Linked DNA regions of Mus musculus: regions 2, 3 and 4 are each linked to region 1. Evidence: chromatin loops called from intact Hi-C (ENCODE). Cell type or tissue: heart. All regions are shown on one strand. Region 1 has its middle 43 kb from the start of Loxl4. Region 2 overlaps R3hcc1l (R3H domain and coiled-coil containing 1 like). Region 3 holds the start of Gm41849 (a long non-coding RNA gene). Region 4 holds the start of Crtac1 (cartilage acidic protein 1).

What was found. Peaks named below come from ENCODE experiments on the same cell type or tissue, not always from the same donor. Only the 100,000 strongest peaks of a DNase experiment are listed, where the experiment ranks them.
Region 2: a loop joins it to region 1, with 6 times the contacts of the local background. A loop is called at or near these places in 18 of 42 quality-filtered maps.
Region 3: it touches region 1 in a loop (4-fold over the local background); 9 of 42 quality-filtered maps call a loop at or near these places.
Region 4: it touches region 1 in a loop (2.3-fold over the local background); 5 of 42 quality-filtered maps call a loop at or near these places.

What each region holds. Positions count from the first base shown.
Region 1 is chr19:42,652,118-42,660,117 of GRCm38, reverse strand. No RefSeq gene overlaps it. Among named protein-coding and RNA genes, the nearest start is that of Loxl4, 43 kb to the right of the region's middle. In heart, CTCF peaks have their summits at 4,876 (motif pointing right) and 6,823; DNase peaks (open chromatin) are centred at 237 and 4,887; H3K27ac peaks cover 631 bases; H3K27me3 peaks cover 2,867 bases.
Region 2 is chr19:42,585,608-42,593,607 of GRCm38, reverse strand. It overlaps R3hcc1l (R3H domain and coiled-coil containing 1 like), which reads right to left. Exons shown (of 7, transcript NM_177464.4): 7 at 1,352-3,003. The coding sequence ends at 2,936. Loxl4 (lysyl oxidase-like 4) reads left to right here. Exons shown (of 15, transcript NM_053083.3): 15 at 1-1,329. Among named protein-coding and RNA genes, the nearest start is that of Loxl4, 23 kb to the left of the region's middle. In heart, a CTCF peak has its summit at 4,180 (motif pointing left); no DNase peak of the experiment used is centred here; H3K27ac peaks cover 744 bases.
Region 3 is chr19:42,439,609-42,447,608 of GRCm38, reverse strand. Gm41849 (a long non-coding RNA gene) reads right to left here and starts at 3,552. Exons shown (of 3, transcript XR_877862.1): 1 at 3,398-3,552; 2 at 2,022-2,103. In heart, CTCF peaks have their summits at 3,503 (motif pointing right) and 7,364 (motif pointing right); no DNase peak of the experiment used is centred here; H3K27me3 peaks cover 6,957 bases.
Region 4 is chr19:42,426,512-42,434,511 of GRCm38, reverse strand. It overlaps Crtac1 (cartilage acidic protein 1), which reads left to right and starts at 2,724. Exons shown (of 15, transcript NM_145123.5): 1 at 2,724-2,902. The coding sequence starts at 2,879. In heart, CTCF peaks have their summits at 2,858 and 4,906 (motif pointing right); no DNase peak of the experiment used is centred here; H3K4me3 peaks cover 1,766 bases; H3K27ac peaks cover 644 bases; H3K27me3 peaks cover 7,596 bases.

The DNA of each region.
Region 1 (8,000 bases):
AGCTAAGTGGCCTCCAAGCACTGACTCTGCTGGGTAAACAGCCCTGGCTACGTGTCACTTTGGAGAAGAGCTATGGCCACGAGGTCCAGGCTTGGAAGCTGGGTCCTGTCAACAGATTCCCCTCTTCAGCCCGCACATGGATGTTCGGACAAAGTCTGGCTCTTGGCAGGGTGAGCTCAGCACAGAGGCAAGCAGAGTCCTGTGCACCACGCTGCCAAGCCGGCCCAGAGGCAAAGGGCCCGAATCTGTTGTTTTCCAGTGTGTTCCTCTGATTACAATTCAGGCTGCATCAGTCTCCTGCTGGAACCCGCTCCTGCATGTGTTCCGAAAGCCACGCGGCACTCACGTGCCTGAACACTTGTTTGCTGACCCGAGGGATCCCTCTAGCTCAAAGGCTGAGAGGTTTGAGTAATCCCCCAATTTGGAAGGACACCCGTTTTAAGCTAGATCCTAGCTGGAGCTAACATCTTTTCTGACCAAGAGAGCAAAGAGAAGCTTCTGTAGTCCTCGCAGCAGAGCCCCATGGTCTGTTGAACAAAGAAAGGGGCGTGTCCTTCGGCTTTGACAGCCCAGGCCCCCACCGTGGAGCTGCCTGCAGGCCGATGGGGCTCCCCTAGACTATTCCAAAGATGTTTGCAAACATTCCCCAGGGGCAAGAGGGCAGTAGAGGAGGGACCATTGCAAAATTCAGAAAAGTCTGGACTGAAAAAAGTTGAGCCAGTATTCTTCTTAGAACCTTTAAAAATAATGTCAGTGAGCTCTAAGAGAAGTTTCTGGAAGCCCTGCCTCTCAGTTATGCTTGACAACTTCTACCTCAGTAGTGTGAGGTTGCCAGGACTACCTACTGGCCTTCCCCACCCCACACATACATGGCTCTAAGAAGGTATCGATAAAAACTCGTCGAACTTTATTTAATGCTAAAATTCCTTTCATGGATATTTGTCGGCAGCTTAGAAGAACTTTATCCTTGACATTCAAGAAGCACATTTTAATGTCCCCAAGGGTCCCTCATGTCTAGGGACAGTTTCTACCTTTGGCTCAATTAATTGTGGCTTAAATTCCAGCCCAAGCTGTCACTGGCTTCATTTTTGTTTTGCTTTGTTTCATTTATTATTGACGTGGGCACAGGGATGCACTCCCATAGCACACATGTGGAGGCCTCGGGGCAGCTGGGAGAGTCTGCCTTTTCTCCTATTACCTTTATCTGGGTTGCAGGGATCCAAGGTAGCCAGCCAGCCTTGCACAGAAAGCACCCATGCTGAGCCGTGTTGCTGGCTCCTGAGAAATGTTCCCTGTGATCTTCATACTAACAGGTCAGAGAAAAGCCACCAGTCACACTCAGCCCAAGACCTTGGTTCTCCTTCCTGGATGTGTGGCCCTGGACACATCCCAGACTCTGTGCCTCCTCTGGATCCTGGATTCTGTTATCTGCTAGGCTCACATGGAGGATTTAAGGAGGGAGCGTGTTAGACACACAGTAGGGGCTTGTTAGACACACAGTAGGGGCTTCCTCAGCATCAATCCCTTTCCTTGATACATTGTTACGCTTCTGAAACACTGGGCAAGTAACAGAGACAAGTTGAACCTAAAAGCCTGGAGAATGTAGAAAATAAAAGAAACTAGAAAGCTTTACCAACCTATCATTGTGAACGCCAAGGAAGATTCCAGAACATTGGCTCCATTGGCTGGAGGTAAGCATCTCCTACAGTGCTGGCCCAGTGTAGAGAGGCCTCTCCTTAAGGTGTTTGCACTGAGTCAAAACCACAGCGTGTCTCTTACTTACCCTGAGGTTTCAGCAAATAACTCCCAGTCCTCATACCTAAGTCCCGCTCTGGTCTCAGCACGAGGCTCTGACTGCAGACCAAGGCTCTGGCTGGCAAAAACGGGTGGATGCTGGAGGAATCCGATGAAGAAGACCTGTATCAGCCACCTGATAGATGTGGGATTTGGGCCTCAGTTTCCTTGTCTGTGAAATGAGACATTCTTGAGAATGTCAGACAGAGCAAGGGAACTGCAGAAGGTGGCAGAGCTCTACAGATCACTTACCAGCCTGCCATTCAGAGAGAGCTGACAGTGTCATTTCTTGGCAGAAGCCCAGGGATGTGCCTGAACATCTGATATGTCACGTTGACTCCTTGTGGGAGGGGCTCATATTTTCAGAGTCTGCAGCTTGACTGCCTGTGACGGGCAGAGTGAATGAAGCACTGCTTTCTGTGTGGAGTTGCTGTTGCTCCTACAGCTGTGCTCAACCTGGGAGCACAAAAGGCAAAGGGAGGGAGGGCTTGGGAAGGGTCTGCAAGAGCCCGCAGCTGAGCCCTGCCCCAGATCTGCAGTCTTCAGCCACGACTTAGAATACAGGGAACCAATCTGGCTTGCTCAAACCGGTTGCCCCATGTATTTAGAAACACAACTCATTTTGCTCTCCGAAGTGCCTCAGTTTGAATAGTAGTTCACTTGTGTGTCTCTTCTATGCACCCCACCCAGAGGGAGACACAAACCTGAACAAGAGCTGACAGGGACCTAGGAGCACCTAGCAGGCCCTTCTTGCACTGTGGGCAGCATGATTCTGGCAAGGAGTGTGTGACCTTGGGCCCTACATCCATCATTCCCAGGCCCCGGGAGGTGATCAGTAAGAGAGGTTATGGGACAGATCCTGGAGCCTCTCTGGATCCTGATACACTGCCTGCCTTGTTGAGGATTGGCCAGTGGTCCTCTCCTATTGCATGACATGAAGCAGGCACAAAGAGCCACTACACACAAAATGGAGGGTGTATGTCACCAACAGATCATGTGAAAGGGGTACATGCTGGCCAAGAAAACCTGGGAGATTTAGATAAGAAGTCTACCAGTTAGATGCCAGGCACCAGGTAAGCTCTCACAGCAACCCCACAGGGCCTTGGTCACTCTACATAATAAAGTTTTTCTCTAATTCTGCTCATTCAGTCTTAGCATCCCTCAAGGGATAGCTAGAACGTGACCACCTACCTGGAGATTCGGCTCATTTCTAGTCCAGTCCTATGACCAGGGTACGGTCCCTCTCCTTTGAACCGAAATGGCCTCCATTGAGCGTGCTCTGTGTGTGAGCCTGACACCAGGTGCTATACATCATTCCTGTCTTCACACAGCCCTGTGAGTTGTGTAACAGCCTCACTTTGTAATGAAGGATGGATGCTAAGACCCAGAGACCTCACTTGGAAAGAAAGAGTGACCAAGAGAGGCAGAGAAAGAAAAGAGAGCAGCTTTCAAGGTCAAGTTACTATTTTGAAATGAAGGTGAGCCAGGAAATTGTCATGGAAGGAGAGGAGGAACCATTTAGACTTTCTGGTCAATACTGGCTGACCCTGTGCTCTGTGTCTGGTCCTGGTGGAGTGAATTTCAGGCATCTTCATTTTGTCACCAGAAAAGAGTCGGTCAGAGACAAGGAGTGATCTCTTCAAAGTCGTACAGCTCAGAAACTGCGGAGCTGGGATGGGAAGTGGAGCCCAGATTGCCAGTGTAGGGCTCTTCAGGCACTACATGGCTTTCTTCATATCTGTGTGTCAGACACACAGCGGGGAGCATGGCTGGGAGCACAGCTCTAGGGAAGCCTCCACTGGGAGACTCCCATGGTCATTTCCTCAGAGATGTGCTCCTCTAGCAAAGCGACAGTGGACAGAGGCAGAGACAGAGTCAGGCCCATCCTGAGTCCTGGACGGTGGCAACGGTGCCTCTCCATCCCTGTGCTTATAACAAACACCTGCCCAGGACAACTGCTTCCTAAGCCTCCAGAGTATTCCAGAGCAGGAGCTGGTCAGGACCCCAAATTGCCCCATGTGCTGGGTAATTCTGAAATTAGCCCTTCCAGTCTAGGTCCACTTCATCTCCCCTACACAGCAACTTACTCATTCAGTTTTACCTGTGAGGGCCTACTGCATACAGAAATTGATCCAGTCCTAGACATGGTAGGGCCCTATTTCTGCCCCAACTCAGAGAACAGAGCTAATATGCTCTTCCAGAAAATGAGGGATTGTGGTCAGGAAGATAAAGATGCCCAGGAAACCCCCCTTCAAAGATAAGAAAGGGGACAGAAAGTCTGTGCACCCCAAACCATTCTCAGAGGGGGGCACCTAACTATGTGCACCTCCTGTGTTTAAAGTACAAAATGGTGTTTCATGTAAATTCTTTCCCAACATACCCGCTGTCCCGGAGAAATGATGATCAATGAAGCTGTGAGAGAGGCAAACACAGAGTTGTTGTGAAACGGCATTTGGACGGCCATATACCGGCTGAGAACCTCCAACGCATCTAATGAGTGATGCGCAGTTACTGCATCAGCTCAAAGATGCCACCGCTGCAGAATAGGACTAAACCCCCATACAAGAAAGCCAAAGACAGAATTCTGGCAGTACCATGACTGCTGCTGAGGAGTCTAGAGGTGGGCAATGGGACTTGAGATGACTTTAAAACCGCCTGCCATGTTTCTGGCATCCATGAGATGTGGGTGGATCCATGATTAGAAAGAGTGCTCCCTCTGGGCCAGCCCTTCAGAGAAATGGAGCAGAGATATGGGGACCGGAGCCCAGAAGCTGAAACAGAGCATGAAGAAGGGAGCAAAAGGTTAAACAATGTTTGAGAAGGAAAAAAAGAGCTGAGTTTCTGAGCAGGGGACTGGTTTGAGGGACTGTCTTTGTTCCCGAATGGAGAGAGAATCCAAGGGTGGCCAACTAGGTGGTCTCTGGGGAAGGAGCCCCCTGGCTCAGGGTAGAATCAAGCCTTCTGTCTCTCTCCCAGGGCCCTAGACACACCAAGTTCAGGACCAAGCCCACTTCCCTAGGCTGCTGCACCTTCAGGCCTGGGGAAAGGCTCTGATCAGAGGCTGATTCCAGGGTGGCCATAAGAGGGCAGGAGAGTGCTGGTAATGGGCCAGCTGAAGCAGCTTGCCAAGGGCTGGGCTGAGAGGTGAGAAGGGGAGGGAAGAGAGGAAGAGGATGGAATACCACACTGATGGACAGATCCCAAAAGAACTGACCTGTTCATGGGACTCCCAGCTGATCCACCTCCTGAAAGCGTGAGATTTAGTTCACTGACTGGTGGGCAAATCTGGGTTCAGTGGTGAACATACAAAAGGAGAGAGGCAGTAATGTGTCCCCAAAGCACCAGTGATACCTGCCCAGATACACGGGGCTTCCTGGGCCTCTCTGCTGCTGCTGCCCAACAGCTCTCTGCCCATCTGTTTCCTGTCCATCACTTTCCCAAGTCACTTGAGAATCCTTACCCCACCCAAATAAGAATGGACTCCAGGTACAGGCAGCCCTACTAGGAACTCCCACAGCCCCAGCTCGACCTTAAGAAATCAAAGCAAGCTACATCCCCAGGATGAAGCAAGTCTGGAGACCAAGAGAGGTGTGTCACGGGTACACACACACACACACACACACACACACACACACACACACACTCATACACTCAAGGACAGACCCAAAGTGCTAGAGGACTCCCCCTTCAAACTTTTCAGACCCTAGCACAGTTGAGACACAGCTGAGATTTTCTCACCATGGTCAATGGATGCTGTGTTTATGACCTGGTGTAACCTGGGGACCACTAGCTTCTTGTGAGTGGCATCCCCATAACCCTCAGCCCTTTCCTCATCTTCTTCATGGATGCAATTGGCCCTGGCTCACCCTCCCAACAGAGAGCTGGGATGGTAGAGAGACAAGAACCAATTAAAAATGCCCACGCACCTTTTGAATACATCTTTAGAGAAGCAATGGGCTCCCCAGGGGCTGCCCCTTGGCCCTCTGGGTAAGATTCTCTGCTCAGTTACAGGTCAGCCCCTCAGTCTGAGAACCATGTGGTACCCTTCTGAGACTCAGCTTCTGCAAGAGGAGAAGTCCTCAAAGCAGACAGTTTACCTCTAGAAGCATCTGCTCCATCTGTAAAATGGCCTCACTGAGCTGCTTTTAAGCCCAAGTGCTCAGTGCTGGGCTTAGTCTCCTTTCTAGACAGTGGGGTTGGGCAGCCCTACCCCAGTGGAACAAATACAAGAAAACAAGAGCAGCAACTGTCTCCTGGACCAGTTTTCCCACTCCCACAGTCTCCATCTTGAGGAATACCAGAGGCCACCCAGCCCGGAAGCTTCGACTCCTATTCTGTCTTCTGCCGCTGCATCACAAAGACCTGCTTGTTCGCTGGTGGAGATGAATCCCACACTGTCCAGCTTTCTCTGACTGCACATGCACATGGGGTCCTCCACCCTGTCTCCAGCTCCTGCCCTGAAGGCTGCAGCTGTCCGCCAGCTTCAGCTGAGGATTTAGTGAGTCCAGCTCTTCTGAGGCGTGACTGGGCAGGTCCTTCAAAATCCTATCTGTCCCATGACCCCGTGGTGGGAGGCTGCCCACCACCTTGTTATGTGTGTGTTTCTCTATCCAACTCCATCTTGAACATGGCCACTCTTCACAGGGGGGCTGGGGAGGTGGGTATTAGAACTGATTGAGACCCCAGGGACCTGCCTCCACCCCATGGAGATTTCTAGCTAAGCCTTGACAAAGATGGATGGTTAGCAAGTTGGCTAAGCTTCTGGGGGCGGGGGGCAAGAAGAGTCTGAGCCAGGTCCTTCACTTCAGCTAGATGCTACCCTGTGGGTCCATTCTCTATGACAGAGCTGGTGAGTGTATTTTCAGGACAGAGGGATTTGACTTCACAAAAGCCCTGAAGTGGGCTTCAACCCTTAGCGGAGTCTTTGATCCCTCTGAGTCAGTCTCAAAGGTCCTGCCCAGCCAGATGGATCTCAGCCTCTCTCCCTTGTTGTCACCTTGCAGATATTTATAGCCTTTTCATGTCCACTAGAGAGCGTAATGGGCTTTTTAGGCTAAACCAATTAAACTCTCTCCCGTAAGTCATGTCTCCTGCATGGCTTCGGTCGCCCTTCCCTGAACTTGTTCCATCTTCATTATCTCTGCTCCTTGTGGCAGGGAGGGCCTGGGAGTTCACATGCTGGCTAAGGGACGTCTGCCTTCCTTTCCAGCTGCCTGGTCCTTCTGACCATCAGAGCTCCCCCACCCCCTCACACCCCAACCCTGGGTTGTATAGACATAACCTAAGCCTGGGAAATGCAATTGACTAACCCAGGAAGCAGAATATACTCAAAAAGGGCTGATTGGTTTTTCCTCCTTTTGAAAATTATTTAGCTTTTTACCCCTCCAATATTATGCAAATAAGATTATGCCCTGCCAGCACACAGTCAAGTGTTTATAAAATACCCTAGGCTGGAGACAGGAAGCTGCAACCCACAAAGATAATCATATCTCAAATGTGTACCAGGCTCTGGTGGGCTACTGGGGACATTTCCCCACAGTGTGCTTGCACTCTGCAAGGGGCCCCATGCTTCAAGGCCATGACAATGGTTTCCATCTCTTTTGAAGTCAGGAGCGAAGAGGTTACCGCTTCAGACAAAAAGACATGCAGGTACAGGAGTGTGCAGCTGGCATCCCTACATACTTGCCCACGGTTGTGTGGAAGACCTGGTCAAGCTGGCAGTGAGACTCCTTGGTCTCTTGCCCACTGGCTCACGGCTCAGCTGAAGGAGAAACACCCGTGGATTTCACCAGCATGCAGTGTTAAAGTCTTCCTGCACTTAGTCATACTCAGTTTAATTTACATCTACTATGGACCATTGGCTTAAGACAAGAAACATAAGGAACACTGGCGCCGGATACAATATCAGGTTCACGAGGAACATAAAACACAGAATAATTCTAGATTTTTCCCCAGCACTCCATAACCCAGTGCTAAAAAGGGAAAATACAGAGGCAATTAGAGCCAATTTAGCTTTTTTGTTGTTGTTTATTAGGGATAAAGATGAGCTAGCCCCTAATGTTTTTAAGCCGTGCCGGCAAATGGCAGTTTCAAGCGTTTCTTTTAATCTCAACATTCAATAGAAGAAAATGCTTTACATTTTAAAAAAAGATGAGGTAATTTTTCAGAACACAAAACTTTCAATAGCTTTAAATCAGGTTTTGGAA
Region 2 (8,000 bases), 67 kb after region 1:
GCAAAAGCAGGCCAGGCAGACAACCAACAGCACGCTCTCAGCTTTCCGGCCCACATCACACGAGTGGTAGGTGCAGCCAGTTCTAATTCCTGGAAAAAGCTATACAAGGGCTGTGCTGTTAAACTTCTGAGTTGAAAGGGAAAGACACGGGCAGCTTGGTGGCTGGCATGACTTATAACTAGATGAGGAATGTTAACAGAATACTAACCGCCAAATTCCAGACAGAACCAAAAACCTCAGAAGACTTTCACCCTGGCACACCTTGACTTCACGTGTGCTCCAGAGAAGGGCTAGGAAGCTCTCCTCAGAAGTTACGCTAATAGACTTTTAGACTATGAAGAGAAAACTAGAATCCACAGGGACTGTAGCTTTCTACTAGAAATTCTACATAACCCTGAGATTTAGACGTTTACCATATACAAAACATATATGTAGAGTGTACATGAGAGGTCATCCCCCACAGCTAACTTTTCTTTCAGAGCAGCCACAGCACTCAAACAGCTCTCCTTATCTTGGAGAGTTCTGTTCTCTGAGAGCAGCAGCCGCACTGTGTTCTCCCATTAGCTCCTCTTATAAACCAAGGATTTATCCTGCATGGACAAGCTTGAGCCGTGGCTGGGACTTCTTACTACTAATACACAGCATCCCCGACTACTGGAATAATGTAAGCAAAAAGCATATTTTCAATGGAAGTAAAAACAGCCCTGTCCCAAAACTTTCAAATGCTGACTTTAAAAAACTGTTCTCCGAGACTGATGGGAGTTATCCTGAGAGTTAAACGTAGCTGATTATCAGACATAAGATGGGTTGCTTCTTTAAAAACTGGGTAATAAACATTAGCAATGCCTATAGAGAAGGACTCTAAGCAGCTAACAAGAAGTCCTTTCACAGACATGTTTGTCCTTTCTCAAGGTCATCCAGCCTGAGGGTGTAGCTCAGTGGTGAGTGCTGTCTGGTACATGTATGGCCATGGTCTGGTATCTAACTTGGGGTAGGGTGTGAAAACATGGCAAGTGTGTGCCTTCAAAGTGTCTCTCGGTATAAAGCCATGCTGGGGGGCTGGATCAGTTAACTGCTCAGCAGTTAGGAGCCTGGTTCTTCCAGAGGACCCAGGTACAATTCCCAACATCCATGTGGTGGCTCAGAACCAACTGTAATTCTAGTCCCGGGAGATCTACACACACTTATGGCCTCCACAGTTACCAGGAATTCAGACATACATAAAATTAATAACAGAAAAATTAATAAGGTAACATGTAATATATAAAAATAAATATTATATTTATATTATTATATTAATAATAAATAACATAAAAATAATAAAAGGCAGTACTGGAGTCCTTGGTATTTTCTTTCATTGTATTCACTGCTCAAACAGAGCAGAGCGAGCAGAGTGAACACAGCTGAAGACTTGAGCAGAAACAGAGGACCAAGAAAACAATGCTTTCCCACATATGGAAGGTGGCACTGTACAGAGCCTCTGGAAAGGCAAGCCTGGAGTGAAGAAACAATGCTGAAGAACTGTGACAGAGCTCCAGCCGGGACTAGCAAGAGGGGCAGGTCAGGACTCAGAGCCAAGGCCAGGGTCATCGAGGGATATTTGAAGAGCCCCATTCTACCACGTTCTAGACAAAGCTAATAATCCATCATTGTCACGGGAATAAAAGCAACTTCTGCCCCAGTTGAAAACACAATGTGACACCGGTTCCTGCCACTTCAGCACCTTAGAGACCAGCACTACCGTCTCCTCAGCACAGAACGACTTTCCAAAACCACCAAGAAGGCCGCTGTGAGACAGAAAAGGCTGAGCTGGTGGCTCTAAGCTGTCCGGCGGCTCGGCCCATCACTGTACTGCATGGTCTGGGCCTGCTTGCCAAGCCCCTCTGGCACAGGCTAAGATCGTACCAAGAACACACTGGGAGCCAGACGTTTCCTGCAGGGTGTCAGATTTGACGGCTATGGAAAAACAACGCAAGAGGTTGGAGGGAAGATGCATGAGGAGACGAGGGCAAGAGAAGCTGCCACACAGAACTGCCACGACGGCACTTAGGGATCTACTCTAGGGCAGAGAAGACAGAGAGCACTATACTCACTGGGCTGATAAAAGTTAGTACCTGTCTAAACCAGGCACACCATCAGAGACTTGAAGACTAGAGAACTCATTTACAGGTTTTTCTGTTTTCTTCTTCTGATGTTGGCTTTTGGATGGGGGTTAAGATTTATAAACACCATAATGATTTATGTTATAAAATAGCCTTTAATTTTTCCCTCTCACAAGATATCACTGATTAAACTGGAGCGGCACTCAGTTCCCTAGGGCTGGTCCTTGTGAGGAAGGAAGGTAGCAGACCCGGCTGCTGTGCAGGCCCAAGTACCAGGCCCCAAGCTTAGTACACACTCAGGAACAAACACCCACGATGCGCTGCGGTTCAGGGGCTCTGGAGTTCTGGGCCAGCAGTGTAGTCTCTGTACGGGCTGAGTGCACCAGGCACTCCTGTCTGTGAGCTGTTTCCTCTCCCTGTCTTACTGCTGCCCCTCATCCTGCAGTTCTCAACTCTGAGAAGTACTAAGGAGCGCCCTGCCCTGCCACGGACCTCCGACTCCTATCACTGCAGGCTTGAATCCTGTTTTGCTTTACATTTGCTTCAGACTTCCTGGAGGCCTGACCCACATGAAGATGACCTGCTCCACCCAGGACGCTTAGAAGCCACTTCCATTTTCCTTCCCACATGACAGTTCCTTTTAACGTCTCTGTCACAGTGGACAGGTCTGAATTCAAGAGTGAGGACTGGACCCTCGTTCTCCAAGTCGTCTGTTTTGTTCATGTTTTCTTTAACATGCTCATCTGCATGTGCACAGCTCTGGAAAGATCCTCTTGTCTCAAGAATATCAACCACTTCCCAATCATGGATTCATTCCTTTCAGGAACTGATATTCAAACCACAGACTGGTCTCTGCCTTCCCAGATGTCTTCCCGTTGCTTGGCTTCCAACCGTTTTCTCTCTGTAAATAAAGGCCAATGTTAATCATATGATTATAGATTTCACACAGCCACTAAGTCTCCTTTAATCAAATTACAAGACAAAGATTATTCACGAGACAGGGGGATTCCCTGATCACCTTTCACCTGATCCCAGAGGTTAACATTTTTTTAGCTTTCCAAGTGCTTTAAAGAATTGATACTACTCTTGGTTTTGTTTTCTTTCTTTTTTTTTCCCCTTTCTCTCTCTACCTTTCCTCCTTTTCTTTTCTGTCATGCTTAGGATGAAACTCAGGGCTCCACACGTTAAACACAAACCAAACCAAAAGTGTTCTAGAGCAGCGGTTCTCAACCTTCCTACGTTGCGACCCTTTGATACAGTTCATCATGTTGTGGTGACCCCAACCATAAAATTATATGTGTGCTACTTCATAACTATAATTTCGCTACTGTTATAAATTGCAATGCAAATACCCGTGTTTTCCAATGGTCTTGGGTGACCCCTGTGAAAAGGATCAACCCATAGCTTGAAAACCACTGTTCTAGAGACTATTCCAGAAAGAAAAAATAATCACCAGATAAAATGGAGGAAAAGGAGTGATTAATTTTTAAGACAAAAAAATATAAATTGTATAATACATCTTAAATTATTTTTAATATAGAAACTTCATTTTTCATTTTCATTTGCCAGTACATATATACTAGCTGAGAGCAGCAGACCATGCTTGTAAGCCCAGCTACCTAAAAAACTAATGCAGGAGGACCACTTTAGCAAAGGAGCTCACAGTGTCTAGGTAACTGAGCTCTGAGGTACACCTAGGTGTACTGGTAGGTGTCTCCAATATAACATATACAACTTTGTGCTCCAAATAGTTTCTTTTATGCACAATACCAGTTCTAACTTTATAGCTGACAGCCATTCACCTTAATACCAGAAATACATATTATAAGCCTTAAATGATTCTTTTTAAGAGTTCTTATTCCAGACTGACAATGTCTACAAAAGAGTCTTCAAGTCATGAACCAGGTAGATTACAGAAATCAAGGTGAGTTTTAACACTTGCTATCTCAACCTATCTTCCAAATCATGAACATCACTTAAAAAAAAATCTCTAAACTACACTTGACTGTACTGTTAAGGGGAAGGAAGTTGGCTGGGAATGTGAGAGAGAAATTCCTTGCTATTTGGGCACCATCTTGTGGCATCATCTGAATATAGCAACAAAATTACACAAGGCAAAAAAATGAGGATCAACAAATTATAAACTGAAGGCTGATTAACACTACGCCCAAGAAAGAATTCAACTGCAAAGCAGGCAGGCTTGGGTTGGCTGAGGTTCTCCATGAGCAATGCCAAGGATAAACTTATCCAAACTTTGCCAGGACTTCCTAGGAAAGTAGCATGGTTCTGAGTTAGGGAAGACGTAAATGCAAAGCAGCCATGGATGAAAAAAACTGGTTGTGAATTCCAAGGAAAAACAAAGGAATCAGGAAAATTATTTACTAGAACTCAAATTGTTCATTAAGATAGGAAACAAATCAGAAAAATTATCCCTAAACAATAGAAAAATATGACCGCCCTATAATTCACAAGTCCAAAATCAAAAGTTCTGAAAATAGTTTTTATTGTAAAGTTTGTGTCAAAATTCATTTTTGTTAGCAAACCTAACCCGACATGAGGCTTCTACTGTTCACTTCATGTGACTTGTTACATACTTTGCCCAAGGAACATGAGTGCTAATGTGTTTGCTTTTGGTGTTATAAAACATATAATACAGACACTGTGCCATCTTTGTAAAGTCACAATTTTGAAATATGTCTAGTGTTCAATGCTTGCTAACAAAAGTCCCCTAACTTCTAAGTCTCACCTGAGCATGTATATGTGTGCATGTGTGCATGTGTGTGTCAATTCTGGTGGTAAAACATGGAAACAAAGAAGCACACAGAAACAGTGAAACTATAAAGCATATGAAACACAGAGAATACAGGTCAAAGGGGCCTTTCAAGTGCTCCCCTCTGGGACAGGGGACCTGCATGACTCGCTAAGGCTCAATTATCAGGAAGAAATGAGGCCAAAACCCAGTTCTTATTTTTAAGTAGCATACTTCCCATGATCCTGGCATCTGAAAATATCAAAAGAAAAGGAAAAGCATGTGAAAAAATTAACTGAAAGAAACACGTCCCTTTATCAAAAGAAGGCATTACATGACTGGCTGCATGAAAAAGGCTGTCATTAGCATGGCCTCCATTTAGCGTAAAGTGAAGGACACAAACAGCCCAGGCAGCAGTAGGAGAAGGGAGTAGGAGAGACTGGAACAGTAGAAGGGAATGGCTAGCCTGGAGCATTTCCATAAACTGTCCTGAAGACGCCCACTCCAGTGTGAAAGCACAGATAGAAATGCCCACTGAGCGAGCCGCTGAAGTCAGAGAAGAGAGGTGCTGAGGCCTGAGAAGGGAACGCCCCATCAGGCTTTATTTGACAAGAAAAGGGAAGGAAAGAGAAGGGCTGCAAATTAAAGACTTTCAAAATTTACTTGGGCACTTAAAAAATGATCACAAAACCCACTTGTCGCCACCTACAGAGTAATAATCAGCAAGCTTTGTGCAGAACAAGCCTGGGCAAATCTAATTGCCTTCCTTTATTCCCTGGCAGACTTGGGAGATCAAGAGAAGGGAGCAGTATAAGCAAACTCTTAATTGTGGCAAGGCTTCAGACAAAGTTTATCAAGTATTTATATAATCATCAGTGTTCCAGGAGAATGTAATCCAGAGCTCATCAGGCCCCAGCTAACTGGCAGATGATCTGCAGTATGTTAAGTGCAAGGAACCACGGGCTGTTTATTTTAGCAACACTTGAAGTGGTCAGTTAGTCCTAGTGTTGACATTTTTGTCTCTGAACCAAAAGAAAGAAAGAAAGAAAGAAAGAAAGAAAGAAAGAAAGAAAGAATATTACATCTCTGTAAAAATTTTTTCACATACTTATATGGTTAGAAATGAAGTGAATTTCAGATTAATAGGCAGGAAAAACATGAAAATACCCTGAAAATCTGACTATGGTCAGTAATACAGTGCTGCAGAACGATGGAATGTGCAAAAAGGTTTCCCAGAGTTAGCTACCATGGGTAAATCTGTTTTACTACAAAAGAGCAAGTATTGTTCAGAGATGACTCTAAGTTTGCTGTGATTTAATTAATCAAACTAAATAATTAAATTATTTACTTCCTCTGCTTTAGACCTATGAACCAAATGCTGGCCTTTTAGAACCAGCCAATTAATCATCTACTCCTAAGAATGAAGTGAAATTATGAAATAAAATTATAGTAGACTTTGAAGATGAGAGAGCAGCTTATTCTGAGAAGCAGTGACATACATTTCTAATTTTAGTCAGCAATCAAATATTTGGAATGGAGAACACAGGAAGATGTCCCAGATACTCCTGTGCTGAGCCCTTTACTTATGCGGTTTCATCATTCAGCATGAAGCAGTGGTTGAAACACCTGATTAACTACAATCCAAAGCACTCAGGGATGATCTATCTCCCACGTCCACTCTCAGCACAGCTCTGATCTGTTGCGTGCTCTCCTGGGCCAAAGGACGCTCTACTCATGCTCAAGAACAATGTACTGAAGGTTTTCACCTCTTGACGCACACACTGCGATTTGCTTTAAGTGGCCTGGCACTTCCTTCTCCTCAACTTTTTCAGCTTTAGTGATCTCCCTTAAAGGACTGAGGTATAAGCTGTTCCACTATAATGTCAGGAGAATCCAAGTAGGATAGAAAATTCTATCAGAGAAACTCAAATGATTAGGTGTGTTCAACTCTTTTAGGGGCAGGGCAATGAAAGTCCAGAGTAAAATACTAACATTTATGAAGAAAACCCAAAGTAATCAGTATCGTTCATGTACAGAGACAACAAGCACGTCTATCTTTTCTGTCCTTAACTCCCTGGCAGTCAGCAGAATTCTTCATGGAGGACAAAGAAGGGTTAGATTATTATATATAAATGAAAGGACCTATAACAGAATAGCATACAGTACAGACAATGAGCACATGTTAGGTCCGTGCTGACGCTGATCAACTGGCAATGGGTATGTCAGTACCCGCGCCAAGGGAGAATGCCATGACCGATCAGGTCCATCTGTTTCGTGTACTGGAAGAGCAGCAATACATAATATACTCTTGTCAATGCTCATGCCATATTACAACACAGAAAACAGAACCATATCTTAAGATTGTAAAAGCACCTTTTCAAGATTAAATTATGTTGTACTCAAAAACCCTCCCCGTGGTTAGGTAGAGCAAGCATTACTAGTTGGGAAGAGGACAGAAAGAGTGGTAAGACCTCAAAGCCACACAGCTAGTTAAGTGGCAACAGTTCTACTACAGCCCAGGGTTCTTTCTTGATTTAGTGATCTACCTTTGGTCTTTACAGAAAGAGCTGAGGGTAAAGAACGATGTTCAGATGTTCTGGGTTCCTACTAAGGAAAAAAGGAAGGAGAAACAGGTTTAAACTATCATCCAGATTTATAGCAAACCAAAGAAATTTTCTGTCAGTTAAAGCTGCTAGCCAATCTTTGGTATCTATAACTAAAAAGAAGCCTATTATAGTGCATTGTCTGGGGACGTCAAAAATTTATTTATAAAAGTAATATTTACCCCAAGGGGGAAATGGCAATTTTTCCCCCAAACCTTTCAAAAGGGTAGAAAAAAATGAGTTTTAATTAGAAAAGCCTATATTCAAATCCCCTTTCTCATTTCCTAGGTGGTAACCTCTGTTCCTTAATTTCATGGGGTCAGCTTAAGACATGGGGCCAGTGTCTTGCATCTGAGGTATGAAGCCAACACCATCAGAATTTCTACTTGGGAGTCTCCATCGACAACCCTTTTATCCACGTCTTACACTACAAAGCATCAGATAACAGCTCAGTGACCGAGACCTGCCTTGCACTGGCCCTGCATCTAACCCTAACATCACACACAGAGAAAGGGAGAGTGAGGAGTGGGAGAGCGGGAGGAGCCA
Region 3 (8,000 bases), 210 kb after region 1:
TGCTGGCCCAAGGTGCGCACTAGTACGTGGCAAGACATGTCTGAAACCAGTGGCCAGCACTAAGGCCCAGCTCCTCCACACATTGATAAACTAATTGGTAACATGGTAACCCAAGGCCAATTCACATCTAAACTGTCACCATGTGGCAGAAGAGCCACCTGAGCCCTCAGGACCAACCAAAGCCACTGTGAATTCAGATGTTTGGGGGGCTCTGCTACATAGCCTGACTCTTCCACTCTGCTGGCTCTGCCAGGCCCTTACTCTAATTGCCCCATCCTAGGAGGTATGCTTTGATGCCTGTTAGCCTGGCTCTAGAGACAGAGATGTTGTCTGAGCCACTCTGTCTGTCCCTGAGAGATATTAAAAGAAAATGAATACCAGCATGGGACTATCTGAAGCACTGTGTTTCCTCATGTGTGTGTACTTCCTGTAAGCCAGCGCTCTGCTGTGGGGGGGCCAGGACCAGGTCTCACTTACTGCAACTCGCTTTGAGGAAGGGCAAGCCACTGCCCTTCCTCGTGCCCATTTTCCCATCTAAAATGGCAGGTTAGGTCACGTTAAGAGTGCTTAGCCTATGGAGTCACGATCACTCACAGATGAGCTTCTAACGTATCAGGGAACCCTGATGGTTGGATGTAAAGTGTTTCATATACGTTAAAGGAGAACACAGAGCGTGGTTAATTTTCAAAGAGATCAATTTCCCTGTACAATACCTTAACATTTGCTCTCCAAGATAACACTATTATCCCTCTTCCCTGTCTCCCCGAGTGTGTGTGCGCGTGCATGGGTGTCCATGTGTGCATGTGTGTGTGCATATGGGTACATATCTCTGCCTATTGAGGCCAGAGATCAATATTGAGCATCTTCCTCTATTGCTTGTCTCCTGATTTTGGAGCAAGTTTTCTCACTGAACCCGGAACTTACGGTTTCAGCTCCAAATCCCTCTCCTGCTACCGTTACAACCCTGCTAGGGTACAGAGGTGACATGGGTCTTCTGGACTCAGCTCTTTGTGTCTGTCCAGCATACATTTTACCCAGTGAGTCATCTCCATAGCCCCGATTCTATTTTTAATTTTTTTATTATATCTATTTATTTGTGGGTATGTTTGCCTGAATGTGTCGCAGTGCATATCATGGAGAGTCAGATGACAGCTTGTGGGAGTCGGTCCTTTCCTTCACCATGCGGGTCCCAAGGATTGAACTCATGTCACCAGGCTTGGTAGTAAGTGCCTTCACCCACTGAGCCATCTCTCTAGCCCTTAATCTTGTGCCTTAATCTTGTGTCTTCTGACTGAATACTGGCTTGAAAGTTTCATTTAAAAAAAAATGACCAAGGAATCCGGGATTTCAGTAGCAGAGCAGACACTGAAATGCATCTCCTGATTCATTTATTGATCAAGCCCTATCTCTTGTATGTGTTATTTCAATGAAAGATTTTTTTCCCATAGTTTCCAAGTATATTCAGAGCCTCTTTATTGCTCTGGACCTAGCATAACTCCTAGTACATAGTAGGAACTCTCCAGTCATTTAGTAAATGAAGCAGTAGTAAACTGGGGAGCTTTGTGAGGGCTGGGAATAGAAAATAGGGAGGCAAAGCTGAACCCCAAATCAGGAGAAAGCTGAGCCTTGTCTCAACATGTCTACGCACAAGGCCATTCCCTTTTGGTCCCGCCTTTCCTGTTTGTAAGTGAGGAAAGTGAGCCGGCTAAGTGTCATGGTCACGTCTGGATTTAAAATCTTGGAATGCAAGAGTAGCCTAGCCTTTGAGTTAGGGTGACAGTACTTATGGATCCCTCACCCTAATGAGGACTCCCTGAGGGCACTGGCTATCTACAGCAGCACATCTCATTTCCTCCCATTTATCCACTTCCCATTTCTATTTCCCCCAGGTTCTGGGGTCAGGATTCTGGGGACAGCTGGGCCATGTGGCTCCAGTTCTGATTCCCTTGAAGTGGTACTCAAGATATCACGGAGCCACTGTCACCTGAAAGACTGGGGATTCAGCTTTGAGGCTCACTTACATGGCTGGTGGCCCCAGGTCCTTGTCCCTTGTCTCTTGTGATGCTCACAAGGTGGTAGCAGGCTTCCTTCAGACCAGGAGATCTGTAAGGCAGAGTCCCAAATATGCAAGGTGTGAACTCTCCATAAAAACCTAAGAACAGGTCCCATCATGCCTGGTGTGTGCAATAGTCATAGAGCATTCCTGTTAAAATATAGGAGACGTCTACACAGGACATGACTCTCAAAGCAGGAATTACTGACCATCCAGGAGGTTAGCCTCAACATCCAAGGTGACACCCAACCCAGACCAGCTCTGCTGCTTTCTCATGATTTGCAGGGAGGGGCATCCCAGTGGGGACATGTGCATGAACCAGCCAGTGTCAGCAGAATGCCCTGCCTGCTCCTTTGCAAACAAGCTCCAGATATCTGCAGGTTTCTGGAGAAGTCTTTTTGCCTAGCGGAGTTCTGGGTGTGGGCAGCACTTTCTGGGGCTCTGGAGGGTTTCTCTAAAGAACTTGAAAAGCCTCGATTACCTGGGGCACAGGAAGTCAGGATCCCAGCTTGACCAGAATGCTGTTATCCATGCTAATAAAGAAACCTAACTATTGTAGGTGGTGATAAAGAAATCTGCAGCAGGTAAATTCACTACTGGTGGCAAGTGTGAGAGCTGCCACGCCTCTGGATTATGGCCTGAATGCTCTGTTCTCCACAGCTACACGGTGAGACACGGCAAGGTCCAGGGTTATCAGTGGCTGAACGGGTTGCCTCTGCTTGCTTGCTAAAGCAGGACAGAGGCATAACATATTCTAGGAAGCTTTTTTTTAAAAAAAAAATCCACATTTCTAACAAAGCAAGCTTTCTACAGAACTTCCATCTAATTAGGAAATTAAATTAACCAGACCATTTCGCTTCCTCGGTAAGTGGGATTGAATTTCTTGTGGCAACACAAGCTCCTTCCTCCATTTCCCTGACATATCTGCATTTCCCTCCCTCGGCCTGGGATTCTTGGTAAGAGCTAGACTGTGAAAATGTGTGTTCTGGGTTCCGATTCAGCACTTACTCCCATCACAGACAAAGCTCTTCTCTCACCAGTGCGCAGGCTTCTTCAGGTCCCTGGTCCCCAGCATCATCCTATCCTGGCCGTCCTCTCCCTGGTAACCTTCCAAAACCTAGCTGCTTCTCCAAGATGCAAGTCGGATGCTAGCCTCCTTATGGACTCTCATCTGTGTGGAAGAAGTACTCTTCCCTCTTCTGTGATGTAGTCAACAGACATTAGCCCACTACATATGTTTATGTACATCTTGTCTCTCCTATCAGATTTGAGTTCTTTTGGAACATGGTTCTGGTCCTTTTATATCCCTTAGCACTGCGCCTAGCACATAGTAGGTACACTTACCATGGTCTCCTAGCACATAGTAGGTGCTCTTCTTACCATGGCTTCCCAGGAACCCAAAGATGGGGCTGTGATTTTCCAGCACACAGGTGTATTGGCTGTCCTCAACCAGCAGGGGGAGCATGTTGGCTCCTTCAATTAAGAAGCTGATACTGTGCTTCAGCGTCTAAGGAGGATTGCAAAAAAGGGTGGGTTTACTGGGGGAGAAAGAAGCCCCGCAGGGTTGGGTGAGGGAGAGCCTACTGTTTCCAACTAGGAAAGCTGCCTTCACTTTGGATTTCTTGGTAAACAGGACAACAAGAACAGAGAGCACCCTTCATGATAGATTCTGAGCACTGCCTATCTCTAAGGCTAGGAAGCTGCGTGCAGTTACAACGGGGATACATTCTTAATTAAACAGTGTGTAACTTGGGGCATTAAGTCTATGATAAATTGGGAGATAGGGACCCACAACCTCATTTCTTTTAAGGATATTTAATTACAAACTTCTGTAACAAAATTACAGCCTTATTAAAATGGTTTCTCACTGAAGAGGGGGTTCTGAAAGGTGAGGTGTTGCCAACAGGAGAGGTACTGGAAGGGCTCTCCATATCCACTGGGCTCTGGTCAGAGACCAGGTGGATCAGACAAAACCTCTCCCAGAGGAAAACAGCATCTTGAGGAGGGTGCCGTCTCTCTATCTAGCTTCTTGGGCCTGGCCCCACAGAGCCCGGATTGCCAGGCAGCTGGGATCCTGTGAGTAAGACATCAACTAGCATCTTTAAAAAGAAAGACATCTGTCAGCGCAGGTGGCTGTCAGTCATTCACATCTTAGTGCGAATTATACCAACCAACTACTAAAATATCTACCAAAATAAATAAGGACAGGATGCTTTAGTCTGAAAATGGTCAGTTTGGTTATAGATATGAAGTTACAAATTAGAAGCATGGGCTACTCTGGGGGTGGGGGGAGATAGGTCAGAGTGATGAACCTTTGGGGCAGGGGGCTGCATAACCGGATAGCAGCGTGATAAACAGGAAATGTGGGACCCAGGGTTACCAAGAAGCAGGTGGCCGTGCTGAGAACAGAACTGACAGCTGCTCCTGGTCCTGCAAGGTTTGCTCAGGCACCAGACCATGTGCCAGGTCACGTTTTCCAAGTTTTCATTGTGAAAATACAGCCTCTTGTCTTGTCCAGTGAGTTACTATCTTCCCAACATAAAGATGCCTGTCCATTCTGGTAACTCAGCCTTAAGGTATGTGTCTCATATTTCAAAGCTGGCTACCCAGCCTCCACAGCCAGGAAATAAAAGGATTCTTTTCATGCCCCTTGTAGGCACCATGTGCATAAGTGTGTCGCTGTGCTCGGAGTCCAGCCAGTAGCTGCTGATGTTTTTCTTGCCGTTGCTGTTGGTCTCAGCAAATACGCAGCCCTAGGTGGACATTGGATGATGTAATAACAGATTTACACTGTCCTGTAGGGCCAGTCTGTGACACAGGTCCACTGCCCATTACTTACATGAAGGTCAGCTTTCACCCCTGAGCTGCCTAACAAGGAGCCGGGAGCCAGGAGCAGTCTGAACTAAACCAACCAATCTGGTCCCCAACTGAGCCATTCCTTCAGCATCAGGCTCCATGGGAAGGGACAGCCATTCTGAGGGACAAAGCTTTCTGGACCAGAGCGTAGGGAAGGAGTGAGGTGCTAGCTGTCTGTGGTAAGTGAGAGCATATGGGCACCCCTGCTCCAGGCTCTCTGGCTGTGTGTGTTTAACCCTCTCCCTCTAGGGCCATGTGCCCAGCTCAGCATCTGAGGCCAGTAGGCTCCTGCTCAGTGGACAAGAACCTCTTTTCCTCTGGTAATTTCTCACACACACACACACTCTCAGAGAAAGGCCTAGAATATCAGCACTGTAGGCAGTTTGTGATCATCCAGCTCTGCTGATTTTTCCAGAACCAGGAAGGAAACACAGTGCCACAATGGGAGGTCTAATGAGAGGGTTGAGGACTCCCCCTGACACCTCACAGCCCCTCATTGAAATGGCATCAGCTTAGCAATGATGCCTATTACCCACTCCTGTCATGGCCACAGACTCACCTCTGCAAGTGTGTAGCCTGCCCCTCCTACCAGCGGGTCACAGGCACCAAGTCTGGGTCTGCCTTCTCTGTATAAGAGCAGGTCTCTAAATTCAAATTGTCGAGCCGGAGTCTGCCTCCTGGAGCCTGTCCAAGTGTGGGTGAGTGAGAACGGGCTGTTTATAATCCCAAGATGCTAATCTACCTTTCCAGGTTCTGAACGTGGTGAAGGAAGTAATAAAGTCGGAGAACAGAAGAGGGTCCAGGCCTGGATGACCAATTAAACCCCTTTCTAAATGGCCAAGAGCAATGTCTGTAGGATACAAGCTAATTACAAGAATTAACAACAAACTCCACCAACAGGCTCAGGCACTAAAACCACATCAAACCCAGGGAACCAAATGTGAGCCTTTTCTTACCCACTGCACTGATATTTTGCTGTGTAACTCCTACTACACTGGACCAAGCCTCAGCTCTGATAGGAGTTCATGACTGGTCCTGGATAGACAGGTAGATAGACAGGTAGATAGATAGATAGATAGATAGATAGATAGATAGATACATACATACATACATACATACATACATACATACATGTATCCATGGATGAATGGATGATGGATGGATGATAAATAAACCCATATTCATACATAGATGGATGATAGATAAACAGACAGATACATACATATATAATACATACATACATGGATGGATACATGCATACATATATACATGGATGGATGATAGGTAGATAGACAGATGGGCAGATACATACATACATACATACATGGATGGATGATAGATACATACATACATATATACATATATGTATCCATGGATGGATGGATGATGGATGGATGGTTGGATGATAAATAAACCCATATTCATACATAGATGGATGATAGATCAACAGACAGATACATACATATATAATACATACATACATGGATGGATGGATACATGCATACATATATACATGGATGGATGATAGGTAGATAAACAGACAGATGGGCAGATACATACATACATACATACATACATACATACATACATACATACATGGATGGATGATAGATAGATAGATAGATAGATAGACAGACAGACAGACAGACAGACAGACAGACAGAAATAAGAGGCATCAAAATGGGAAACCAAGAGTAACAGGAAAGCACATGGGTATGTGAGAAGACCTTAGAGGCCAATGGACAAAAGGCCATCCATGGGCCCTCTTCTCTCCTGCCTCTCCCTTTCAGTCACACCTGCAGAAAGAAAATGGAGCCACCATGGATGGACGTTCCCTACCCTCAACTGACCTGCCCAAGGAATAACACAGGGCAAAATCCACAACTTCAGAGGGCATTAAACCCTAAGAAGTCCATGGGGTTGGCTGACTGGACAGCGGGCAACTTGGATGTATGGATGGACTATCCTCTTTAAGGGGTGTCCTGGATGGGATGCATGAGACGTGCCATCCCGCTGACAGACAGACCCAAGAGTGTGTTGCAGATGGAGAGACTAGTGAATATGAAGGCCTTGTATGAGGAGAAAGAGGTCTAGATGGCTGCAGCTGGGAGAAGCAGAAGAGATGAATAAGGGCCTGAGGCTATGAGGCCTGACGAGTAAGGAAGAGGAAGAGCAGGAGAGGAGATGCAGGACCAGGCGTCAGAACTTGAATTGGAATCCCAGCACGGGGTCTGAAGTCTGCATGACCTTGAGGGGGTCATTTAGCCTCTGAGCCCCAGTGCCCTTGCCTTTGAAGTGGGAATGACGCTGCAGTGGGACCAAGTTCACACTGTGAGTGTGGAAAATGAATGGGAGGAGCCAGGCAAAGTGCTTAGTAGAGCACCAGACATGATAGGTGCTCTGTAAGGTCAGTTTCTTACACAGAAGCTCACAGCACCAGCCAAAGTTCTTCAGCACCACCTAGAAAGCCACCAGGTGGCAGTCTTTTTAGCTTTTTTGGCCTGTCAAGTCAGGGCTGTCATGGTTTTCACCGTGCAGGAAAGTGCAGACCCAATGCTCCCCCAAAACAGATGGACACAGGGTGACTAGAAATATACAAGATCTGTAGTGCAGTTTCAAAAGCAAACACTCTAGGGCCAACACCAGCCAGGAGCCAGACTAACATCAGCTGCCCCGTAGACCAGCAAAGCTTACCCTCTTTCATCCTTCCCAGATCTCAGCTTCCCGATCAACCAACACACCAGGATGGTCACGAGGTACACAGTAGATACTGCGTGTGCACCAGCGCCATTAGATGGCCTGACATGCCCGGATCTCCTATTTACCTGCGGCTTCCTTTGACTCAGTTTGTGTTTGTTTAACTATGAAATGGGTGCAACAGCAGAGTCATAGCTTTGTGAAGCAAATTCAAACGTTGAAGCAGGCATGTACATGCCCAGCATCTTCTAGAGTGCTACCAGCCTCTGTAAAGGAAGGGACAGCTGGTGATCCAAGCTGAACTGGCTTTTGGTTGAGGTGACTGCAGAGAAAGAACGTTTGTTTGGCTGAGGATGAGGACGAGACCCTTTGAGAGGGAGAGTCCTGCTTAGAG
Region 4 (8,000 bases), 230 kb after region 1:
TCATCTGGAGACAAATCCTGACCTAAACTGACACGAAACCACTTTCCCTTCAATGCTTACTCTAGAAATCCTGACATTTCGCTGCGGAAATATGAATGTGTCTGATTTTCAGATGCGACTCCAGACCTCACAGGATGGTGCAACATGTTTGGCACCTCTCTGAATTCTAAAACACCCTGCCTTCAAGGGTTTCTAGACACAGGCAACATTAGGAGAATTAGAAATTCTAGGACCAGATCTGCCCATCCCATCCCATCCCTTATCCCTCGAAGGACTCCCTGAGTGGAACACCTGTCACTTTACATTTCACTGTCCTTTCCTGGCACCTTGGCTCTGTCATCCCCTTCCCTGACTAGAGAGAGTGAGATCATTGCAGGGTTGTTTTGCACCGACAACCTATTCACATCTGGGTGGCTAATGTTGATAATTACTGAGCTGGTTACTAAATCTGTCAGGTTTAGGTGAGGTGAGTCTCGGCAGCTGGGGCTGCTGCTTACAGCTTCCCAGGCAGAGAGAGAGAAAGAGAGAGAGAGGTGAGAACAAATCCAAGAAAGGTGTGTTCGGATGCTTGGGCTCCAGTGAGACTGGTTAATTACCAGTCACTTGCTGTCTCTCCGAGTTGGAGCTTCTGGCTAAGGAACAGTCGTGCATCAGACAGAATCCGACAACCTGCTATTTATTTCCACATAAAGAAAGTGGCAGGGACTAAGACGCCGAGGACAAGTGTGGAGACAGTCTCTCAAGTGCCAGGACCACAGCCACACAGATGCAGATATCCTCAGCACAGGGCGGTAGTGTGAGCCATCGGGATGCTGAGCCTACTGCTGCTCCTTTGGAGGGAACTGGGGACCAGGGGTGTGCTTGGGACCAAGTGTACTTGCTGCTGGATGAAGTGTATTGATGCAGAACCTTGGATTATGTTCTAGCAACACCCCCTGCCCCCGACACACACACACACGAGAGAGAGAGAGAGAGAGAGAGAGAGAGAGAGAGAGAGAGAGAGAGAGAGAGAGCATCTTTCCCAGAAGCACATCCACACATCCATTCAGATTCTCACAGGGTACAGAACAGTCTCCGACCCCTAGAGAGAGGTTGATTACAAACCACTGGCCTGGAACCCTGAAGAAACAGGTTGATATTGGGTCGAGCACCCAGAGTCTCGGGATTCCTAATGATCCTGAAATTATACTCGAAAGTCACTTATGGGTAAACGTTGGCCAGTTTTTCCAGAAAGAGACGCCAGTGACTTTCGCCAGATTCTCAATGGTTCCTCACCGCTGAGGAGCTCCTTGGCGGCCCAAGAGATGGACTCTGCCTACGCTTAGCTTCTGCTTTTAAGAGAAGAGCACAAACGGGGCTGACAGTTCTAATCAGTACTGGGAGATAACCAGGTCCAGCTAGGAACTGGTTGACAGGGAACTCTATAGCAGAACCTTCATCCAAGTCTTTTTAAGCGTCAAACATACAGACGCCAAGCTAGTTAGTGAGTAGTGATCGCAAAGCCTTTGGAGCTGAGCAAAGAGTCCCATATCCTTCTCCGAGGCCTCGGGTCTGGCTTTCAGAAATCCACCGGTCTTATTCATGAAAGGTCAAAATTCACTACTTGCTGAGCACCTATTATAAGCCTGGTTCTATTGTAGATGCAAAAGGTCCATTGATGTGGACCTTAGCAAGTTACCTGCCCCAAACACAGGTATATGGGGAGCTACTAACGAAGTCATCTCCATGTTAGTTGCTCTCCCACCACTACCCTTGGGCCAGAGAGACCAAAGCCATTGCACCCAGCTGTGCCAGCTGGTGACAACGGAGAAAGAGCAAGCGGTAGTACTCCGTGTGGGCAAAAGATGCAGACGCCCTGAGCAGGTGGGCCAGGCTCAGCCCTGGTGGGTGTTGCTGGAGAGGGGGCTAGGTACGGTGAGGACTCTGCCTGCGGGGGCGGAGGGCGCGGATGTGGGAAAGCAGACTCTGCCCGCAGTTGCCTGGGCCGCCGCGCCTGACCGCCGAGCTGCGCTCGCCTGCTCCCCGCCCTCTGGGACCGTGGTGAAGCTCTGTTCCCCATACTGAGCAGTCCCCCGGAGGCGCTCGGACACGTCCCTAGGCTGGATAAAGATCGACTCGGAGCTCGCTCCCCAGCGAGAAATCTCGCCATCGGCGTGGCTCGCGCGGCCGCTCTGGCCGGGCCTGGGAGCCGCCAGATCGCTATCTGGGAGGCAGAAAGACAGCAGCGCGGCCGCTACCCCCCGCCCTGCGCTCCGCGTGGCTGCGGGGTCCTGGGGCTCGCCGGCCTCCCTTCCCCCCCTTGCACTGCCTTCCCCGCGCTCCCCCCCCCCCCGGGGACATCCGCTTCCCGCCCGCCCGGTCCCCAGCGTCCCTCAAGGCGCCCTCTCCCCACTCGCCAGGCCCCGCTGCCTCCTGAAGGTTACGCGGCGCGGCGGCGGGGCGCGGCAGAGCACGGGGGGCACCCGCCCTCGCCGCCGCCCGCGCCGCCGCCCACCCCAATGCCCGCCGCGCCGGGCCAGCCTGGCTGCCGGCTGCTGCCACCGCAATCCCGGCTCCTAAATCAGCGCGGGGAGGCGCCCCTTCCCCCACCCGGCTCCTCGGGCTCCCCGGGCCGCGATTGGCCGCGCGTGCGCCCCCCAAGCTTGGGCCCCGGCTCCAGCTGCCGCGCCATTGGCTGCGGGCCTCCGCCAGCCTTTACATAAGCCCGGGCGCGCTCGAGTGGAGTTGTATAAAGCGAGCGCGCGGCGTCGGGGCGGGAGGCTCGAGGCCAGCCCGGGACCAGGGCTGGGCGCTGCAAGGCGGCGGCGCCAGCGGCAGAGGCAGCATCGAGCGCCCGCGCTCCGACGCCCCCAAGCGGTGGGGCTGAGAGAGCCAGAGGATGGCTCCGAGCGCTGACCCGGGCGTGAGTATCCGCTCCTGGAGCCCCCACCCCTTCCGGCGGAGAAAGTTTCGCCAGCCTAGCGCACCCCTCCCCGCACGCCCCCAGGGGTGGCGGGGATGCAGCTGGGGACCTGGGAAGATCGGGACTGCGAAGGCGGCGACGCTGCTCCCAACTTGCCAAGAGGCGCTGGACTCTATTGGCGCGCAGATCCTCCCCGCGGGCTGGGGGCAAGGCGGGCGCCAGGCTGGAGGTGGTGGAAGAGATGGGAGCCGAGGTGTGGGGGTGACAGCCCACAGTTGGCAGAGAACGTGTTAGTGGCACAGAGGATGGAGGTCAGCGGTTTGAGAAGGGGGCAATGGGGCTAGTAGGGGGCGGAGCAGGTGAAGGCTGTGCTGAGGGTACCCGGGGAGTCACCCAGCTGGCGGGCTCAGTTTGGGGACGACTAAGCTACCATCCTCGGCCGACTGCCAACGCTTCCAGGTTGGGGAAGATCCCCCGGGGCATAGCTCTTCTCCCGGGAAGCCGAGCTGTCTCCCCTTGCACAGCGCTGAGTGGCAGAGTGCTCCCGGAGCCAGCCCGGTACACAGCGTAGCTGCCAGCCGCCTTTTGCTGGACCGAGGTGTGGTCTGGCTTTCTAGCTAAGGATGTTTCAGGCAAGCTCTTTTCTGGCATTCTAGGGGAACCATGGGGTCCCCCCCCCCCTTGATCTTATGGAATCAGATAAAGGTTTTGGTGGGGCAGCAGGCAGGCTTGGGGGCATGCCCAGCAATGCAGCGTGATTCTTTTGCAGTACAGTAGTTGGGAGCCCTGGTTAGTCCCGCTTCTGCAGAAACCAACTAAAGAATCCAAAGTCATCCCAGCTGGGATGGGAGCCTCCCTAGGGGTGGGGGTGGGGGGTTCCTTCTTGAATGACTAATGATTACTATTGCTATTGGGTGGGTTCACCTACCGTGACATCTGTACATCTCATCCGTCCTCCTGGAAGCGTTCATGAGTTGCACTTGAGGTACCTTCTGGGATGGGTGCAAGACTTCGAAAAATGAAGCCAGTTGGAAAAGAAAGCAAGAAGGTTCCCAGAGTAGAGGACAGCGGTTTGATGCTGTGTTGAACCTGGGAAGAACTCCTGGGGAAAAGCTATCAGGGGAGATTTGAAACCATGATAACTTGGGACAGGAAGTACCCACGTTGAATTAAAGCAGATCCAGAGACTTGAACAGTTCCTCACACTTGGGTATTGAGACAGAGACGTGGAGGGTGGAAAAATGGGAATATGAACAGTTGGCCCAATATGGTCTTCAAGGAGGCGTTTTTTCCCCCTCTCTCTTTCCTGTCTTGGTTAAAAAGCCTCTTCTGGAGGCAGGTTCTAAAGTCAATTTGGTAGGCAAGGAAGGGAGTTTAGTTCTTGGTGCTGGACTAGATTAGAACACTTTGGTCTCCAGTTGGTGCTGATAGATTCTGGAGAAGGTTGAAGGCTGCCGGTGGCTTCTGCTCTTGTAGCTGATGGGTTGGGGTTGAGCCATTCACCGTAGTACAACCCTACCAATGGGCATGTGTTCAAACTCCTTGGATACCTGCGTTAGGCTAATGATTTTATGTGTGTGTGTGTGGGTTTACCAATCCATGCCCACCCCACCCCCATTCCCTGTTTGCTTGCAGTCAACATTTCTTGCTGCATTTCCCAAGACCTTCTTTCCATTAGGGATGTGTGCAGTGATATACCTGCTTGCTGCTCTGTCTTCCTTTCTCTGTCTGGACTACACCTGGCCTTCTGAACCCTGGTGCTTATTCTTTGGCACCAGGGTGTTTGGTTAAGGTATCCTATGGTTGCATGGAGGAGCCCTGTGAATGAGTAGACCAATGGCCTATGTAATGCCGAGACTGAAACACAGATTCTTAGAGAGACTAGGCCAACGACCAGGAAATTCTTCTGTTAAACAGGTTGTGACCACCTGAGTTGGTCCTCAAGCTCTCCTGCCTCCTTCCAATCAGTGGAAGCTTGGAGGTGGAGCGGGCTCCTTGGTGACCAGTAGGGGGCACCAAAACCACCTAGCTCAGGACTAGTGACTTGTTTCTTACCCTTCACTGGCCATAGTAACTTAATGCTTTAAGAAAGCTCAGGCTACCAACCCCTCAACAATCATCCATTGTGATTGAGGACACTGGGACTGGGACCCTTCCACCACATGTCCTGTGACTTCAGGTGGTCCTAGGACTTCAGAAGCAGTGGGATGGCAGAATATTCCGGGGAGGCAGAGCCGATACATAGCCCCGCTTGCTCTCTGAGATCATTGTTTTTTTGCTTGGTATCTGTGTATTCTTTGAATTCTTGGAACCTAAGAATATTTAAGACTAGAAAAAAGAAGAGAGGAGCACTGGGGAGTATCTGGTCCACCTCACCCCGTTCCCAACATTCCCCTGTACAATGTATTTACAAAAAAATTCAGCTGAAGTAAAAGTAGTATCTTGCCCAAGGTCACATGGCTGTTTGGTAGAAGAGATGGGGCCAAGCCCCAGGATTCCCAGTTCCCTGTTTGGAGCTTTCTCCACTCCAGTGACCTGCTTCTTCTGTGCTGTGAAAATGGACATATGTTTCTACGCAGTAGGCACTGGTAATTACTGACTGGCCAGACTTGAGTATACTAATAGCTTTAGTAAATTTAGGGAAATTTTCTTTGCAAGAAGACAAGGGCAGATAAAGCTCTCATAATGAACATACACGGGCTGTAAAATTCCAAGTTATCCTCTCTCCTCCCTCCACTGTCTTGTCTTATTGCTCTAAATGATCTTTAGGCAAAAGCTGTGCAACTCCGTGCAATGGAATCAGAAATGCGCAGGCCCTCACCAGATAGTCTTAGAACCTAAGGCGAGGCCTAGACATCCTCTAAGGCATGCTGGAACAGTCTCTCTGTCCTGCAGTCACACCTCTGCTGGTGGGACCCCCTCAAACTCAGATCCCAGGTGAACTAAAAAAAATTCCCGAAGAGTGTTTCCCCGATGTCCTTCATCCTTGCCGCTCTCAGCTCAAGGTCACCGTAGTAGAGGCTGTGGTCTCAAACAATCCCTTCTCTTCTGGCATCTGGGGCACCTAGAAGATGCTCTCATTTCTGATGTCCTTCTGTTCTGCTGGTCTGGTGGGTCCATGGGTAACTCTGTTTTCCACTATCACCCAGTTTCTTTACGTACCGTATGCACTTCCTTGGGGTTGGTTCTTCTTGGAACTTTAGCAGATTTGGTGGCCTTTCTTCATTAGGAACCCTGGTGCCAATCTGGAATTCTGAGAAGTAAAATCCTCCCCTGCCCTTGAAGGTCACCCAGTGGGTGCTTATTGCCAAGGAAAATGCTCAAGATTGTTCAGCTCTTCAGTCTCACTGACAAGATGGGTCTTCATCCATAAGAAAGAAGGGAGGTGAGGATATAGGCCACCAGAGAGCCATAGCTCCTTTCCTTAAGTGCGATTCCGAGAACTGTGTTTGAGATCCACGTCAGCCTATTTAACTTCTCGGTCTTGATCTGATTCTACGTAAGATCAGAGGAGTATAATTACATTCAGTATAAGAAGAGTATAGGATCTTCCTGTGAGGGTAGGTGAGCAAAGATGGGGGAAGATGGTCTTTGGGATTCTTCTCTTTAGGTGCGATGCGAAGAGCTAGTCATTTGGAAGGAGCTATTAGTGCTGGATCACTGGGAACACTGTGGGATCTTTTCCTCTGCAGCTAAGGCCAAGTGTTGAGGTTTGCACATCAGCTTCTGGTCATGGTGGCATCAGGACTGATGAGCAAAGTCTGACTGGCAGGTCTCTCTCTGGCCCACTGCTGGATTTTCACTTTGGGGTTCTGCCATGCTCGGGGAAAAGAAATTTTACAGGTCCCAGGATAATTTTGAATGTGATGGAAGGCCCTGAGCTATTGATTCCTGAGGAAGGATCTTTCTGCTGGGAGAAGCCTTCCTCAGAGCCCAGTGATTTAAGAGTGCTGACAAATCCTTGCTCACCGAGCCTCCTGCAGGCTGCAGATAGGCTCCCAGGCCAGCCTGGACTCTGCTCTGGATTTCTGAAGAGTCTGGCTGGTTGCTTAGGGGACATAAACCTGTGAACTCTCCTTAGGAGAAAGTATGAAATCAATTGGTTCATTATCACACCAAACACACGCTGGACCACTTAGGGCGTTTAAGAAATAAGAAGTAGCAGAAGACTGTGAGATTGGGTTTGAAACATGTACAAGAAGGTGTGAAGGGCTAGAGAAAAAGAGTAAAGGATGGATGAGAAGACCTTTGTCCGTCCCCCCCCATGCTCCTTATGTTTCCAATCCCACTGCAGCCCCTAGGCAGTAGTGACTGGAGAGATTACTGAATTCACACCACCCAGACTTTTGGCAGGGTCTAGAGATAATATATTGCCACAGTTGGAATGAAGGGTACTGCAAGCATCATCTGGTGGGAGAGAGGCCAGGTTGTTGCTGAACCTTCCTTTAGTGCACAGGGAAGCCCCAACACTACTGATTAGCTGGCCCCAAGGCTCTACGGTACCAGGATCGGGGCCTAGCAGTGCTTTACAGATGGTAGAGATTTTGGGAATGTTCCAATCAGCTCTGTTTCATAGCCGAGGACCCTGAGATCCAGAGTGGAGAGATGACCAGGCAGAACCCAATAGCAAGTAGACAGCAGAGCTAGTCTGGAACTCACATCTGCTCCTTTGAGGCTGGTTTACCCAAACTCCCCCAAAGTTGTTGTGAAGGATAATTATGAGCTGTGGAAACACTTAGAAAATTACAAGGAGACTATTATTAATGCTGCTATTATTACAAATTTGGGGGTTTGAAAAGTTCTGTTTCTCTGGTGCTGACTCACAGTAACACTAGATCAGTCACTCCCCAAGTCCTATACTGCCTTTCGTGTGCTCGTGGAAGGGGGTCGTCTTAACAGAAGATAAGTATCAGAATCTTTATCAATAGAGGAAAGTCCTAAGATCTGCCTTTCAAAAGTGTAGACACCTAGAAAACAAGAAAGAAGAAAAAAGGAAAAAAAATTCCTTGAAAGAAATCAGATGGACTTTGTGTGAAACAAAACACTCCCTTCTTGGAAACATTCCAGTCCCCTGGCCCCGTGTGTGCGTTGGTTCCAG